2 separate regions of the Mus musculus genome follow, and region 2 is linked to region 1. The links are chromatin loops, found by intact Hi-C in ENCODE. Cell type or tissue: left cerebral cortex. All regions are shown on one strand. Each heading gives the region's core, and the rest is flanking DNA. Links, peaks and the distances in the headings are about the cores only.

Evidence for each region. Peaks named below come from ENCODE experiments on the same cell type or tissue, not always from the same donor. Only the 100,000 strongest peaks of a DNase experiment are listed, where the experiment ranks them.
Region 2: a loop joins it to region 1, with 6 times the contacts of the local background. A loop is called at or near these places in 15 of 42 quality-filtered maps.

What each region holds. Positions count from the first base shown.
Region 1 is chr1:160,097,460-160,102,841 of GRCm38, reverse strand. It overlaps Tnn (tenascin N), which reads left to right. Exons shown (of 22, transcript NM_177839.3): 19 at 4,533-4,629. Among named protein-coding and RNA genes, the nearest start is that of 4930562F07Rik, 22 kb to the right of the region's middle. In left cerebral cortex, for the core only: a CTCF peak has its summit at 2,999 (motif pointing left); DNase peaks (open chromatin) are centred at 1,606 and 2,950; H3K27ac peaks cover 434 bases.
Region 2 is chr1:160,181,940-160,187,321 of GRCm38, reverse strand. No RefSeq gene overlaps it. Among named protein-coding and RNA genes, the nearest start is that of Mrps14, 11 kb to the left of the region's middle. In left cerebral cortex, for the core only: a CTCF peak has its summit at 2,606 (motif pointing right); DNase peaks (open chromatin) are centred at 2,622 and 3,666.

The DNA.
Region 1 (5,382 bases), core at 232-5,231:
CACTTACTGTTTGGGGTTTTTATTTGGTTCAAGAGTCTTCTAACTCTTAAAGATAACCCAGGCTTCTATCAAGCTTTTAAAATCCTTTTATGAAAGTTGTTCTCTGGTCCAGGCTGCAGGCACCTAATTTGATGAACAGGCAGAAGGACTTTGCCCCCAAGGCTACCCAGACAGCCAGGAGGAGGCTGGAAAGAACATCAGGGAACACTTAAAAGTTTCAAATCTTTCCATCTTGGAAGTGTAAGGGCTGCACCAGGGGCTCTTTCCACAGACAGTTCAATGCAAGTTTGATTTTCCCCTCCTGATTTAGTGAGAAATTTCTCCAGGATGATGACAGTGCTGGATTACAGACCCCAACATAGATTTATTTCCTTTTACTATTTTTTTGAGTAGTTCATTGTAGAGCATTTAAATTTTCAAAATTGATTAAAAGCCTCAATCAAAGCCATCTGATCAAGATGTATAAATTATCTGTGTGGGTCAGTATACTTAAATATGACGTAATACAATGGAAATCAACAATTATTAAGATATAATAACAGTTTATTGTTATCTGTTTGTGCCAGACTCTGCTATGGTATGACTTGCTGACCTCACTGAAGACTTCCTCTAAGCTCTGAGGTCATGGGGCCTAGTTATACTTTGACCTGACAGTTCAGAGAAGCTTGGGCTGTGGGCATAGCTCAGTTGGTAGAGTGCTTGCCTAGCATACTCAGAGTACTGAGATTGTTCTCTGGTAGCACTGAAAACTGGACATGATGCTACACAACTGTAATGTTAGCACATGGGAGGCAGGGGCACAGGGATTAGAAGTTCAAGATGGTCTTGGCTATGTATGAGTTCAAAACCAGCCTGCACATACTGGGACATTTTAAAAATACTAAGCAAAACAATAAAACCCCAAGCCCCAAGCATGCTCACTGGAGATAGAGAAATTGGTATTGCACATTTCATTAGAAAGGCAGGCTCAGAATCAATCCCAGCCTTGGTTGAGGATGCTACTTAACACAGTGGATAGACACATAAGGAATGTCAGCACCATGTCCAGCCTAGATTGCACTGTGAGACAAGAAGAAATCCGAGAGCAGGTTGACACAGGCTCCTTACTAGGAAACAAATCTCCCAAGTGTTCAGAAATACTACTGAGGAAATATACCTGGGAGAGCTAGACTCTCAAACTTTCTGACCAACACTGGACTGTGTATCATCCTTGTTTGAGCCACCAAATGGTTGTGTGGATATGGCTAATTTTCTTGGACTTTGCCATCTGTAAAACGGCATTGTTATTTTTTCCCTCAGAATCAACATTCATTAGATGTCCGGTAAATGGTTGCTATGTTAAGCACAAAATAAATGAAGAATGAAGGAAAAAAAAAAACCAATCAACCAAACAGGAAAAAAAAAAACCCCACCCAATCCAAGCGGGGGAAGCTTTAACAAGTGGGCAACAGGGAGAAAAGGAGCTAAGAACAGCGTGCTAATTAGCTGTGTTACTTCTGTGTGCAATGACTTGCTGTGATTTTCCCTAAATTCTTCTTGTCAGTTTATGCCCATTTATGGGACATTTTTGGAGGACATGTACTGTTCCATCTAGCCTTCCCAGAAACGCTGTGGCAGACTTCTCTTCCCCACTCCTCTCTGCTTTACAGTGAGCTGGCTGGGATCAGAAACCAAAATGACTGACTCACTATCCCCCAGGCCAGAAAGTGTCTGTGGCTGACTTGGAGCCTGGAACATTCTCTTCCCATGGGTGTCTTTATTCAGCACCTCCTCAGCCACAGAGCTGTAGTGGTGCTGAAGGGAGTTAATGGTGAGCGGCCACGTGTGACCTCAGCTCGTGTCACTTTTAGAGAAAAATGTAAAGATTCCACAACCATTAGGTTTCCTTCACCAAATTCAAGGCTATAGATAATAGAATTTCATGTTGGGGCTTCTTCCTTTAGATCAGTACAGGGGAAACAGAGGTAGACATACAATTCTAGACTTTGGTAAGTGGTTGCTAATCATCACTGAATGGGCCACAACGACTTTTAGTTTGGTCTCAAGTTCAAGTGGAATAATAGCATTACTCTTTTCAATACTGTGTGCAGGTGTGTTTGGGTTTAGGAAAGTTTTCGAGTTTATCTCATATAAAGGAGTCTGATTTACTCTGAGGGGGAAGTGGCCTTCTTTTCCCGAGTAGAGATCTTTTCGTATACAAAGCAGCTCATCTTTCTGAAACAGAACCAAATCTCTAGTTCTCATTTTTCTTACTCCTCAGCCCAGCCCAGCCTGCTTCCTGCCTCTCTCTAACCCAGCCCTTGCTGAAGTAATTGGGGATTTTCATGTCACTAAATCCCAGGGAGTTTTGATCTTACATCCCTTCACCCCTCATCAGTACTGGGGACTACTGACCATTATTTCTCGGTTATTACACAATGTTTTTTAGTTTCCTTTCTCTGTCCCTAGCTGCTTCTTCTCTCCCTAACGAGATCATCCATGCCTATGAGCGTATTGGAGGTCTCCAAGGATTGATTTCAGTTCTGACTTTCTTTGTATATGGCAGCATCTTTCCTTCCTCCGACCCCCGTACTTTCACTTTGAATCTCACTGGATCCTTGTGTTCATTAGGACAGCATGATTCCACAGCAATGACAGTGACAAGCCACTCTCCCACTCCCATGCTCTAAGAATACACATGCAGTCACTTCTGAGTGCTGTCTCAGCAGTTCAGGTTGCTTCCGATTTGTGGCTAGGCCATCGCAGCATGTAGCATTTACCAATGTGCATGCCAATGGAAGACAGTGTGGAGAACCCCACCTACTCTGGTCCTCCTGCCTTTAGCTTAGGAATAGTCACATGCTTTTTACTTACCTGCAAAAGAAGTTGAAAACCGTCCTGTGTTCTTGGGACAAGGAGAGTGAAGTAGGACTTGGTGAACTCCTGCCATTTCTCCCAGATACACTTCCAACTTAGAGAGCAAGCCTAGGTCTCTCATCAGCACCCTACCCCCCTCTGCTGGTTACATGAAACCCTGCTTCACCAGGAAACCTCAGAAAGAATTAATACTGGACCAGGGATGTTAATCAGTGGTAGAGTACTTGCTTGGCATGCACAAGACCCTACATTTGATTCCCAGCACAGCTAAAAGGAAAGGAGAACAAACAAACTCCCAACTTACACAGTGTCCCCAAGTGAGCTTGATACAGTTGCAAAAGATGTCCCTCTCAGAATCTTCCTTCTGCAAGAACAGCTGAGTAAATAATTATCCAGTGCTGCAATCAAAACTTCTATAGAACAGGACAGCCCTGGTGGGGTGGGGTAGTTTCTCAAGTCCTAAAAACATGGACTGGAATTCCAACAACCGATCAACTCATGTGTATGTGAACTCTTAGTGTTGACCCACTTTGTCACCATGACTGTCAAGTTTCCTTCTGCCGACATCTGTCTATCTTCAGGGTAGTTTCTTGTCTAACTCACCATCCACTGTGAACAGCACAGTACAGTGGTCTTCAAACTGGTTACCATGTCTTCCACTCCTGCCACTGGACAGGCATTCTCTACACTGTAGCTAGAAGGATCTGGGGAAAACTCTGTTTCCTGTTTAGTCTTCCAAACTTACCATTGCTTTTTACAATGGACCAACATCTTCAACCAAACTGAATCCCACCAGGGCTGACCTTTGCCTGTTTTCCAGCCTCCTCTCCTAGTCCTTCGTGACGAGCACCCAGAATCAGGGTTAGCAGCCTTCCTTTCTCTTCTTGATGCTCCTGCTAACCCTGCAAGCTTCTGATATTTTCCCAGGAGAGTCCTGTTGGCTCTTGCTTAGGTGCAGTCCCACTGTATCTTTCTTCATAGCTCTTATTGTTGGTTTAACTGAATTTTTCTTTGTTGGATTACTTAACTCATGTCTATCTTATTTACTGGAATGTTTGCTCCATTCAGACAGGAACCATTTCAGCTTTATTCATTTTGGCCATCACCTTGTGTGTTTTCTACTTATACAGGAGATGCTCCTGCTGTTCCACAAATACTAAATACTTGCTCTGTTAGGATTCTTGAGAATAAAAATAATTCCTCCTTTCAAATTGTTTAAGTGGAAGATAAAAGACAGCATATATAGAGGTCATGCTCCAAATGAGTTGGAATGGTTGACAGTTATATGCCACAGACAGTAAAGATCTGGAATCTTCTATCATACACAACCAACAACTAGCAATTTATCACCAGCTTTCCCAAGTTTTTCTGTGCTCTAGGATTAAAATTTCTTAAGGGTGGAAGTGTTCCCTGTTAGGTACTATACATTTTCATACCTGGAATATATATTTTACCTAAAATTCTTATTAATGTAATAGACAGTATACTCAATATACTGAGATATAAATAAAAATTGCTTTTAAAGAATTAAGATGTATTATTGCAGGGTCAGTTTATGTGCAGGTCCATAGTGTCCCCTTGCCTCCCAGGGCCACCTGGAAAACACAACTACCATTTCTCTGCCCCTCAATAGTATCTGTACAATGGCAGAGCAAAGCACTCATTTCCTTTTTCAGGTCTTCCAGAGACGGAACACTGGGCAGCTGGATTTCTTCAAGCGTTGGCGGAGTTATGTAGAAGGTTTTGGGGACCCCATGAAGGAGTTCTGGCTTGGTATGATCTCAGAGAATCAGGAAGGTGGGGTTGTGGGGGGATAATATCCCTCTTGATGGGCTGGTCAGGGCATTTATGGAAGCTTCCCATTTTCAAGGAGCCATTCAAGGGACAGGGACACTGTGTTGTATTGGGAAGGGTCTGGCCCAGCAGGGATGGGTGAAGAGATAGGACTGCCTGAGGTGGCTTTTATTCCATACCTAAGCTCTGCAGAATCTTCTCTGAGCCTGGATTTCATATAACTGCAGTAGAAGGACAGTTGATGGATTTGGATCCCAGGCTCTCATTAAGAGGATGTACCAGTGGTCCCTGTAATTCTGCTGGTACAGCCAGACATTAAGGGCCCATTTTCCCTCTGCTCTCTTTTGGAGCAGATGTTCATAGAGAGTTAAATAGCCAATAAAACATCTACTGGGAAATACAAAAATTTAAAAAAAATCGAATCTGGTTATTCAGTGTCTTCCAGAGTAGATGATGTTTGTGCTTAGCTAGGTACAGAGTTCCATTTGAGGTCTGAGGATAGGCAGTTATTTCATCTATTCCTTTACTTTTGAGATGTGTGGACACACAAAAGAGGGCTGGCTTCTGCTTTGGAGAGGTAGAGCCAGTGGGCAGATTACCCCAATACTTTGTCCTCCCTGATGGCATCCCACGATGTCATTAGCATTGCCATGCCAAAGAAATAAGGGTGAGAATATTAGCACCCCAGGAGAAAGAGTTGGGAAAGCTCTTTATTAGCAGAGAAGATTAAAT
Region 2 (5,382 bases), core at 177-5,176, 85 kb before region 1:
ATGTGATGTACAGACATGTATGAAGGCAAAATACCTGCACAATAAAATGAAATAAAGTAAAATAAAAACAGGACAGTGGGGGCTGGCTGGACTGTTCAGCAGGTAAAAGCACTTCCCACCAAGTCCGCTGACCTGAGTTTGATCCTCAGGACCCACTCGGTGGAAGGAGAGGACCTGGTTCTTCAACGTGTCCCCTGACAGAGGTACGCTGTGGAATGCATGAACTCCAACCCCACCCCACAGAATGAATAAGTATAATAAAAATGTTTTAAAATCTGTTGCTTGTTGAGTGTAATAGTTCATACTTGCTTCCTAGCACTTAAGAAGCTGAGGCAGGAGGATCATCATGAGTGTGAGGTCAGTCTTGGCTACATAGAAAGACACACTCTTAAAAAAAAAAGTCTAGGATGACTAAGATCAAAACCTCAGGTGAATGTGTGTGCTGGGAGGAGGTGGAGCAAGGGTTGCTGGTGGGAGTGCAAAGTTATACAGCCACTCTGGGAATCAAATAGACAAACATCAGTCCCTGACACTACTAATGATACTCTGCTATCCTTGTAGAGAGAAGTCTAGCATGACTGCACTCTGAGAGGCTCCACCCAGCAGCCACCTCAGACAGATAGATACAGACACCCACAGCCAAACAGTGGATGGAGCTAGGGAACTCTTATAGAATGGGAGGAAGGGTTGCAGCCCCTAGGGGAATAGGAGCTCCACAGGAAGACTAACAGAGTCAACTCACCTGGACCCTTGGGGCTCTCAAAGACTGAACCACCAACCAAAGAGCATACAAGGGCTGGACCTAGGCTTTCCCACACATATGTAGCAGATATACAGTTTGGTCTTCATATGGGTCCCGAACATCTGGAGGGAGGCTATCTTAAAAACTGTTGCCTGTTTGTGGGACATGTTCTTCTAGCTGGGCTGTCTTGTCTGGTCTCAGTGGGAGAGGAAGGGCCTAGCCTCGAAGAGACTTGAAGTGCCAGGGTGGGGAGGTACCCAAGGAGATACCTCCCATTCACAGGAGATGGAGTGGGGAAGTATTGTGGGAGGGGCTCACTGGGAGGGGGGAAGTGAGATGGATATAAAGTGAATAACTAAGAAAAAAATGAAAAAAAATCTGTTAAAAAAAAGTCTAGGGCTGGGTGTGGGGTGCAAGCCTTTAATCCCAGTACTGGGGAGGCAAAGGCTGAGACTCTGAGTTCATGGCCAACCTGGTTTACAAAGCAAGTCCAGGACCGCCAAGGCTTAGAGAAAGCTTGTCTCAAAAGTCTCTTCCCCCTAAAAAGTCTAATGGGCTTCAAATACACACACACACACACACACACACACACACACACACACACACACACACACATGCATATTTCTGGCAATCTTATGATTTAAAAATTTCCACATCCCCTATAATTTACATATATTACTTTAATACTTACGTGTATACAGAGGTTAATTTATAAACAACTGGTTTTCATCATCTAATGACTATCATTTCCACATAACATATTTTAATTATTTGATTTTGTATTTTCTGTGTGTGAGTGTTTTGCCTGTATTTATGTCTATGTGCACACTACCTTGTGTGCCTGGTGCCCATGGAGGCCAGAAGAGCAAATCAGGTACCCAGGGACTGGAATTACGGATAGTAAGTGCTGGGAATCGAACCTGGGCCTCTGGAGCCATCTCTCCAGCACACACCCATCGCCATGTTTTTAAAGTGTGTTTTTCAGTGGTGAAGGAAACGGTCATTCCTGGTACCAATCAGTATCCTTTGTTTATCCCCAGGGACAAGGCTTTCAGTGCCATGCCCAAAGCATCAAGAGATTAAATTTAACAAATGTTTGCTTCCTTCACATTTATTATAGTGCAGAGTTATCCACCCTCTCTTTTGTCTTCATTCTCTGGCTCCTCTGCTGTGTCCATTCTGCTGTCTCTATGGTTTATAACTTACTCCAGTACAGGATGGATGGTTTCCTTACTATCTCTGATTAGGGAGGACTAAAGAACTGTTTCCTTTTTAAATTTTGTAACGAGGAAGTAATGGAACTAACTTGGCACCAGCCTCTTAGTCCCAATTAAGAGTGTCTATGTGGTTTGTTCTTAATCCATGTCTGTGACCATGATAAGTCACCAGCATCCTTGGCTCTCCTGTTCCCCATCTGCCCTTGTAGAGCTTCGCAGGGCTGACTTTTTCTATGGCCTTTCACACTAGAGCTGGGTGTGTCTGCATTCATAAGAACTAGAGTTCTTGGACAGAGGAACAAACTCCAAACAGGAAGAAAGTGGGATTGGAGAACACGTAGAGGATAACAGAAAGGTGCATGCAACAGTTTTCCCCCCTCCCTCTCTCCCTCTCTCCCCCTCTCTCTCTCTCCCCCTCTCTCCCTCTCCCCTCTTTCCTTCTCCCCTTCTTTTCTGCTCTCAGCTTGAAAATGGTGTATATAGATGAAACTACTGTTCTTGTTATGTATCTGCCTTTGTTTAAACCCCACCAAATAATAATTCTATTGGTTAACTAGCATGGCGGCAGTGATCCCGGAGGCTGCCTCTTGCTTACATGCCTGTGAGACTCCTTCAGGAGTTTAGTGCTGTGAGCCATTTTGGACACAGGATGGCAGTACGACCACATCAGAACTCTAACAGCCAGGATCTCTAGGCAGATTCTAGGTCTCTCCTGTGTTTGTGTCCCCGCTCCCACCCCCCAGCTGCATTCCAAATAAAATGATAACACCGTGTCTATCATTAGATAGGATTCATGTCTGGGATTAATTTGCTGCCTTTACCAGCAAAAGAGGCCACATATTGTGTAGGGGCCTGTGCTCAATAAAAACTGCAAGGGAAGCACTGTCAGAGGAAGTTAACATGAAGCATTTTCCTTTCTTTCCCAGACTCTCAACTTGTCACAGATTTTTATTTGCTATTTAATAAAGAAAAATGAAATCATTAAATTCAATTTTAAGCCATTAGCAGGAATTGAACCACTCATTTCTAGATTATGCAATGCTAGTTCACAATGCAAAGTATGAACATTTTAATTGCATGCAGAATCACTGAGATTATACAATTCATATTTAATAATGTGTGACTGCCTATGCATCTCGTTCTTACCAGAACAGTGTGAATAGTGCATAAAACTAACTCAGCGGCTTTAATTTCTTTTCTTGATAGGCGTGTGCTCATGCTTGTACTCAATGGGAGGTTAGGGAGGAGTCAAGTCGCAAATAAATCCATGTCAAGTGGAGATGTGTTCTGGAGAATGAAGCAGGAAAGAAAGAGAATTGTGGTGGGAATCTCTGTGAGATCATGTAATAAGAGAAGGACTTTCATTGACATTTAAATGGAGATCTGGAGGACATGAGGGATCAGGCCCAGAGGTTTCTAAGGGAAAACATTCCAGGCTTCAGAAAGAATAACAGATATAAACATGTAAAGGGTGTGCAGTGGGAGATGCTTTAACAAAGTTAAATAAGGTAGAGAAAGCAGGAGAGGTCAGAACAGCGGGGCTCCTAGCATCCCACAAAGGGCTTCGAATTCCCAACATGAACTGCAGTAGAGTTCAACACTTCCAAATTGCTTATGAATTGATAAATGGCCTCACCAGGAACAGCAATAGCTGTCTTCTTTTCTTTCCTACAGTACTAGCCACCACTGTGAATTCTCCGGTCTCACCTCCTACTCTAGCTGCTGTTGGGCTGACAAGACCTAAGCAGGCAATTTCTAGTTTAGTTCACTTGTATTAAAAGGCACCATATATTTTACATCAGGTACCTCTCAATTCTTGTCCGTGGATTTCTCTGATGCTGGCTTGGATATCCTGTGAGCCAGAAGCCTGTTTGTCATGCACAGCTTCCCATGTCTGGTGAACTGACACCGGGGAAATACCATAAAATGGGGTATGGGGCGCCTGGGAAGGCCTCAAATAGGTGCTGAGCAATGGTGACCTGAAGTGGCTAACTTGATACTAATGTCATCTTGGTATGGGTTCTCCATTCTTTCTCCCCTCCCCCGCCCCGCCCCCCACTGTCCTCATCGCTTATTTTGTTCTTCACAAATTACTTGCAAACAAACTTTTATTTTGGATCCCACTTTGGGGAGTGGAGAGGGAAACGTAGGTGAGAATTTAGAATATCCCATCCAAACGATGGCCCTCATCCCATTGATTGTGCTGCGACTCTTTCATATCTTTTGTTCCTATTCTTGGTCCTGAGTTCAGAAAGACTTCACCTCTCCTCTGTGCTACAGTTAACTAGATTTGAAACTTCTCTTTTAGCCTTGCCTTTGTACTTCTCTATGGTTTTGTTTTCATTTTTGAGACAGGATCTTTGTACTCCTGACTGGCCTCAAACTCTCCTTGTAGACCAGACGGACATCAATCGTGTGGTGAACTTCCTCCTCCTGTCCCCTGAGTACTGACATTACAGATGTGTGACACCATACAGACCTTTCTCCCATTTTTAGTTGACCCATTATTTCTCCAATATTAGCCCCTACCTTCTTCTATTGTCAGAGACAGTACTGTCACAACACTGCTTGTTTTGGGGAGGTAGCTGCTCAAAATAAAATCCAAAGCCCCAGTGTAATATCCATGACCACAGTAGAACTCCACCTTCCTATCACTTTCCCAAATGCCTCCGAACACACTGGGCCTTTCGTTTCCTAGCTCTTCCCTCCGGTGGTTTCCCTCAAAGCCATTCTTTCAACCAAGCTTTCCATTCAGACCAGCTCAGTTCACACTGGTTTCTGTTGACCAAGAGGATGAGGAGGTTAAGATGAGAGTGTGGTATACAGGGTGTGTCCTGTGTGAGCACTGTTTCATAGATGTGTTTTTAGCCAGTCTGATCCTGCGTATGGGTCTGAAGCTTTCCCCCCAGGGTAGAACTTTTGCTTTGAATTTTATAAAGAGAAAAGAAAAATTTGTTTTTTCAGGTCTCATGGTAAAATAAAGTTCTGAGTGGAGCAAATGTAGGAAAAGCCTTTTAATTGGTATATTATTCATAATGGCTAATATCTAAATAAAGTCAAAGCATTATACACTGGCACCTTTTGAAGTGATGGTAATGGGTAAGATAGTTTCCACTTAGCATGCCCAGCTGAGACAGAGAAGTGTTCCCTTTCCTCCCGGGAGCTTCCAGGAGAAGCTTGCATATTTGTTTTGATTGGTTACAGATAATAGGCATGAAAGAGGTTTCTCTTTCTGAGTCCTGTTTTCCATCTACACAGTCAACGCTTTCTTGACTCGAGGCTTTGGAATTCTTTCCACCTTCTCTGGTTGTGTCCACAGGGCCACCGAACACAGTATTCAAGTTGGCAGTGTAGGACAGGGCCAGACTCATGGGCACATGGAGCTGAGCCGACATCCAGTCCATGTTGTTCCGCAGCTTGGCC